Regions from separate parts of the Homo sapiens genome. Here region 2 is linked to region 1. Evidence: chromatin contacts called from ENCODE Hi-C or POLR2A ChIA-PET data. All regions are on one chromosome and are shown on one strand. Each heading gives the region's core, a stretch centred on a gene start or an enhancer-like site at or near the end of the contact. The rest is flanking DNA. Distances are from core to core; before and after follow the strand shown. Region 1 overlaps BTBD9 (BTB domain containing 9). Region 2 overlaps BTBD9 (BTB domain containing 9).

Region 1 (3,321 bases), core at 308-2,807:
AAGTATTAAATAAACCACCACTTTTTCGTGGTTTTTTTGTTTGTTTGTTTGTTTGTTTATTTGGGAGATGGAATCTCACTCCGTCACCAAGGCCAGAGTGCAATGGTATGATCTCGGCTCACTGCAACCTCTGCCTCCTGGGTTAAGCAATTCTCCTGCCTCAGCCTTCCAAGTAGCTGGGATTATAGGCGCCCACCACCACGCCCAGCTAATTTTTGTATTTTTAGTAGAGACAGGGTTTCACCATGTTGGCCAGGCTGGTCTCGAACTCCTGACCTCAGGTGATCCACCTGCTTCAGCCTCCCAAAGTGCTGGGATTACAGGCATGAGCCACTGCACCTGGCCTTTTTGTGGGCTTTTTAAACAACCTTTTGCATGTCTTTTGTTCTCTGTTCAATGTGAATGAGAAATATTCCCCAAGCTGTGGTGACATCTCTGACTTGAGTCACAAACCTGTTGTGACCTGACGACCCTTTAAACTCGTAGTGTGGTACAAAAATAACTCTGTTGGCCCAGGCGCAGTGGCTCAGGCCTGTAATCCCAGCACTTTGGGGGGCTGAGGCAAGAGAAATGCTTGAGCTCAGGAGTTTGAGACCAGCCTGGGCAATATAGCAAAATCCCATCTCTACAAAAAATACAAAAAATAAATAAATAAATAAATAAGCCAGGCTTGGTGGCACATACCTGTAGTCCCAGCTACTCCAGAGGCTGAGGTGGGAGGATCACCTCATCCTGTGAGAGGTCGAGGCTGCAGTGAGCCGTGATCATGCCACTGCACTCCCGCCTGGGCAACAGAGTGAGACCCTGCTTCAAAAAAACAGAAACAAAACAAAACTCTGTTGATTTTAAGTAGCAATCCTGCAACAATTTGAACATCTTTTAGGGAAGAAGGAAAAATAAATTCATGTGAAACTTATGATACTACTCACAGAAAAAGATGCCCTTTATATTAAAACTTCTTAATTTTTTGAGAAATCATTTTGAAAACTTGCAAAACCAGTTTAAGTGACTATTTGTATGTTGGTTATTCCTTCTCCTGTGTTTGTATAAATCACGTTATGTTTACAGTGCAGATGTAAAGTCTCTTCCCTGACAAGTTATGTCCGGAGGAAAGAAAAAAATAGAGATATTGCCTGTTAGTTCAAACACAGAATTGGATGGTTGGTTTATCTTTTTTCTTTATACCTGGAAATGCCTCTGTCCTCAATTTCAAGGCCTCACCTTCAGAGTGAATCCCTCTTTGATATACTGCAGTGGTTATTACTGCTAACATCTGATGCTTGATTCTTTAAGGCCTTTGAATTGATTTTCTCAGCTAAAACCTCTAGCATTTAAACTACAGGATTGTCAAACTGCACATAAGAGAGTAAACCATACAGTTATTTTTGGAAAGTGCTTTCATTCAAAGGCCCCAGTGTGAGGAGAGAGAGAAAATTCACTGATCCTGGTGAACTTGTATGTTTGAGATCTACTGTTGCCACATCACCTCACTTCTGTCCCTGGGGATAACCATCTCTGATTTCTTATCTTCTAGAAAGCAGGCCACTTCCTCTGAAGTGTTTAGAGCTATAGCTTCATAAAATTTGCATGTGTTTGAGGGGCAAAAGGTGGAGGGGAACACATCTGAAGTTTAGGGAAGTTTTAACCTCTTCTTATCACTGGCTAAAATGGACTCAGCATGATTTTTGGAGCCCTTATAATCTTAAGATAAGATGTGATTTGGGCAACCTTGCTAATGTAAAAATTGGAGCTAGAACAGGAAAGATCAGAATACTGGATTAATGCTAATTAAACAGACAAAATAGCAAAGAAAGAAGGAAAAATCGATTAGGGGAAAGGGGCTCCAGTTTTCAAAAGGCATAGCCTGTTTTCCACCCATGGGCTTCACCCACAGGTATGGAGAGGTGGTCAGGACTGAATTCTCTGGAAGTGTGTTCAGAAGCAGCCTTCTCACAGAAGCAGGTGGGGGAAACTTTGGGAAAGGAAAAGCTTAAAAATTGTATGCTATATATAACCCATGGTTTTTCTTTGGTGATGTAATATATGATTGAAAAGTGATTTTCTTAACCTGATAGATAAAACTAGGCATTAATATAACTAAGTGCCTGTGTTGTAGAATACATTTTTACAGCTTTTTGATAGTTTCCAAGAAAGATGGGCTTGTTCTCTAATTAGCTATTGTTCTTTTACAGCTGTTAAGACAGAACAGCTGTGGATATTTTTTCCTCTTGAATAATTTGACAGAAGGTTGGATTACAGTTGGGTTAGAAGCTTGCCTGATCAGCAACAAATTCCTGTGTAGGCCTGGGGCTAGGCCACTGGTGTGTTTCCTCCTTTAAAAAAAGAAGTGATAGGTCTGTGGGAAGACCTCTAGGTAGGACCTTAAGCTAATAGTTATCTTCTTAAACAGGAAATCTTTGTATCTCTATGAAAATCTTGGCAATAGAGAATGATCTACTCAGAGATTATTAACCATTTGCTTGCTGCATGAACCACTGTGCTGTTAGAAAACAATTTTGTAATGAAAACAGCCAGGGAAACATTGAATAAAGCCCAGCAGAGCACAGTGTTTGAAGATGACAGTCCTCTGTAACTGCTAAGTGTTATTTCCTTTTACAAAATCTGCTTCAAGTGGGTCTTTTTCCTCCACCTCTCAAAAGTGATCTCTGGAGACAGTTAAATAACATGTCAGTCTTATCTTTAAATATAGCTGGTACAGGTGGCCCTCAGGTCATGTCCTACTGAAGTAATACTGCCTTTTAAAAAATTTATTACTCCTGAATTAAATTTAGAGGCAAGTCGTTGGCCACCCCTGGTGCTTTGTAAGAACAGAGAGCAGTAAAATTGTTTTCAGATCACTTTTTCTGCAGTTCCCTGCAGTCTGAGTCATTCCAATATTCATACACTTTGCAGAATGTATACACTTTGTTAACATGCAACTTTTGCATTCAGAAGCAGCAGATTAAATTTGTCTGAGCAGAATTGCTATGTGCACAGAGGGGGAAAAGTAATTTCTGTCCAGGCGGTTCACCTTTGCCTTTTGCTCCTAGCACAGGCTGTTGTAATAGGGATGTAGGTGAGGGATGGCAAAGGAACACCAGAAAGAGACAGATACAAGACACTGGGTTTTGGCAGCATGGTTTTGTAAACAAAGTGACACAAATTGGGACAGAAATTCCAGTGGGACAAGGGAGGAAACTGGAAGACTAGAAATAGAGCAGAAAGCTCAGTCCCATCCAGATGGTGTTTTTAATAAATTTATCAGACGCATATGAAAGACGATAATGAACATTCAAAATGGGGAGTGGCCCAGTTCCTCTG
Region 2 (3,321 bases), core at 504-3,003, 50 kb before region 1:
TTTTTTTGTCTAACATTTGTAATTTTGCTAGCCTTTCAATGAAAACAGAGGTCCAACAGTTCATTCTGTTTGAGAATTAGGAGAGATCAAGTGATGAAAATCAACAAGTCGTGCCACAACCCCCAAAGCTTAACCTTCTATCCCCACCAAAGAACCTCTTGAGCCGATAGTTTGAACACCTTTCCTAGGAAACCTGCTCATAAATAGAAAAATTGGCTGGTTCAACTTTCCCCCACCTTTCCTTCCTCCTTTTCCCTGCTAATGAGCAGTGAAATGGCCTAATGACGGGCCAGAGGGAAGGGAGAGCCTGAGTAATGCACATACTGAATTATCAGCCCCTGTGTAACTGAGTTTTCTTTGGCTTCCTTTTCAGAGTTCAGCATTTTAAAGTTATTGAGGGATGCACTGTTTCTCTAGGCAGTAAGACATTTCTGCCATCATCATTTTGATTCAGTTCTATTGGGCTAGATGGCTTGTGCTTCTGACAGGGACTCCAGAAGACAAGCTGGGAGAACTCAGAATGACACAGTTGCCTTTCTGCTGAGAGTCAAGCACAGAATGGCCTTTTCATGCTCTCGTCTGTTAGACTGAAGAGTGTTAGGGTTGAGGAGAGTTTGTGTGGCAGGAGCGGCCCTGGAAGAAAAGGAAGGTGCTGTGTAGAATTTGAATGTTGCCCAGTTTCACATAGACCCTGGAATGGGAAATGGCTGTTGGTGGCGTAGGAGGAGCAACTATCCTGGTTTGCCTGAGACTGAGTGGTTTCCTAGGATAGGAGATGTTTAGTGCTAAAACCAGGACAGTTCCAGGCAAACCTGGATAGTTGGCCATCCTGCATGTTTAACTTAACTTTCCTTAGCTTAACAAAAAGGTCACAATCCGGCCGGGCGCGGTGGCTCACGCCTGTAATCCCAGCACTTTGGGAGGCCGAGGCGGGTGGATCATGAGGTCAGGAGATCGAGACCATCCTGGCTAACAAGGTGAAACCCCGTCTCTACTAAAAATACAAAAAATTAGCCGGGCGCGGTGGCGGGCGCCTGTAGTCCCAGCTACTCGGGAGGCTGAGGCAGGAGAATGGCGTGAACCCGGGAAGCGGAGCTTGCAGTGAGCCGAGATTGCGCCACTGCAGTCCGCAGTCCGGCCTGGGCGACAGAGCGAGACTCCGTCTCAAAAAAAAAAAAAGGTCACAATCCATTGAAATCATTTATTATTGTCTTTAAATCCTGTCTGAGTCATTGAATGACTCAGGAAAGCAAACAAACAAACAAAAAACAGAGGATTTCTTTGGCCTCCCTGGAGTAAGCAGTAAAATGGAATGGACCCTTGTTGAAAGCTCTCTTCCTACTCACCTGCATTTTGCTCACTACTCCTCTGAGTTAGAATCCTTGGCCACCCTGCTCCCCATACCTATGAGGTATTTATTTGTTTTTCCTTCCCCTCCCGTTTTGCTGCTGCGGCAGTAACTCCATGGATTAAAGAGGATGTACAGTATGTACTTTCTCCTACTTTGGCACTCTATTCCCGTAGCTCTGCTTAGATGCAGCTGGCTAAGCTGGGGCATCAGGAAGCCTACAGGGGATCCACAGCTGAATCTATCAGGTCTTCCTGAAGCAGCTGTTATCTGAAGCAACTGGGTTGTGCCAACAGAAGCAAAGGAAGGGTGCAGTGTGGATGTGCAGGAAGAACACCAGACAAGCCTGTCTCTGCTTGAGAGGATCTAAATCACCCCATCTGCATGTGGAATATAGTGATTGTTCTGGAGAGAGCGGGAAGGGGAGGAGATGGTGTTTTTCCACAGTTATCAAGATAAACAGAGCAGCCAGTGCTGTCTGTGCAGCTGTTTCAGTGTGAGGATGAGCTGAGTTATTTTATTTTTACTCAGTAGGAATTAACACACCCCCTCTTTCTTTTAGAGAGAGAGAGAGAAAGAGAGAGACCGGCTAACAAAATTACTCAATGATTTGAATCTTTCTGCAGAATGGTGATAATTTATGGGAATGTCTGGACATATCCTTGTTTGGAATTTAATTAGTGAAAAAACAAGTTCAGAAGATAAAATAGCTAAGTAATCTAAGATAGCCATTTGAAGACCTGGTAGAAGGAATGGGATAAGGAGGGGGATGGAGGAGCAGCAACAAGGTGAAATTTTATTTTAAGACAAGAAGGAATAAAGAGTTGTAGCCCTCAGGCTGAAGATGGGAAAGGAAATGAAGAGAAATGGTTATCGTCTCCTGTATTGTTGTCCTAGTACCAGACAGTCTCAGTGGTTGTACCCAAGTGATAGCAGCCTGGAAAGGCCAAGATCTCAGACTCAGTAAGTCCAGCAAAGACCTCTGCTCAAATTTTTATTTTTACAGGAATAACCAAAGGGATGGGGAGAGTGGAGCAGAGAGCCTGAATAATCCATTTTGTTCTTGTGAAAAATAGTTAAGGTTTCAGGTTATGATGGCAGATTCTTACTCCCTTCAGAACACATCAATTCTCACTCCCTTCTGAACAAAACTCCACTAAAATAACAGTAAAGAGATTTTCTTTTAGGTGTAAACCCACAAGGATAAAGAAAATGGGAAGAGGAGGCAAAGATGTGGAAGAGAAAGATGTAAAGCAGATGAACAAGTGGTAAATGACTTAACAGGCCCCCAAAACACTGAATCCTAAGCTACTGAATTCTCAAAGGCTTAGGAATTAAAGGCACCAGGTACCTCTGAAACTGTGATGAATGAAGTGGGTAGGGAAGGGCTACTGTGAGGAAGATTGGTTAACTACATGTTTATGAAACAATCAAGAGCTCTAGATCCTCTCCCCTATTTCTAGAACTCTGACCGTTTCTCCCTCATCCTGATGGAAAATTGGAAATTTATTCTCTGAGGTGGATAAAACAGAGTGTCTCTAAAACAGGAGAGACAACGTGCACAATTGAGAAAGGTCATACCATAGGAGGATTCAGTGGTCATTTGTTGAGACCCTACCTCTCAGTAACTCAGTAACACCTCCAACACACATAACCACCCTCCCCAGCACCCCCATCCACAAACACATTCTTCTATCCTGTTTCACCACTTAGCTTCTAGAACTCTGGTAGTCAGGCCCATGTCTTCCATGCAAGGGTTAGAAACATCTTCCTAGGATAATCTGATCATCTTGAGAGGGAAGAGCTAAAGAATCTAAAAGTAGGGTTTTCCTAACAGTGAACCCATTTAGGTAATCCTAACATGAAGCTAAAAGTCTATGAGCCTCACTATATTCTTAGAATCTTTATTGCATTTCTAGTTTCCCTCCTGACAACCAGACATGTGAGGAAACTAATCTGAAACAAAAACACCA

What was found. Hi-C counts contacts between places; a loop is a spot of excess contacts on that map. ChIA-PET counts read pairs that join two places held with the same protein, here RNA polymerase II (POLR2A). Pooled maps may share reads with other maps.
Region 2: a map with no recorded cell type shows a loop between it and region 1 (7-fold over the local background). The contact joins two enhancer-like sites. A Hi-C loop is called at or near these places in 13 of 37 single-sample maps with no recorded cell type and 4 of 50 pooled maps. POLR2A ChIA-PET finds 5 or more read pairs at or near these places in 3 of 52 experiments (HEK293T, activated T-cell and naive thymus-derived CD8-positive, alpha-beta T cell).

The regions. Positions count from the first base shown.
Region 1 is chr6:38,306,112-38,309,432 of GRCh38, reverse strand. The region is part of intron 7 of BTBD9 (BTB domain containing 9); the gene reads left to right. Among named protein-coding and RNA genes, the nearest start is that of BTBD9-AS1, 170 kb to the left of the region's middle. Within about 2 kb of position 1,557, at least 2 of the 41 ENCODE cell types and tissues checked have a DNase peak (open chromatin) inside an H3K27ac peak, as active enhancers do.
Region 2 is chr6:38,356,628-38,359,948 of GRCh38, reverse strand. All of the region lies in intron 6 of BTBD9 (BTB domain containing 9), which reads left to right. Among named protein-coding and RNA genes, the nearest start is that of BTBD9-AS1, 120 kb to the left of the region's middle. Within about 2 kb of position 1,753, at least 2 of the 41 ENCODE cell types and tissues checked have a DNase peak (open chromatin) inside an H3K27ac peak, as active enhancers do.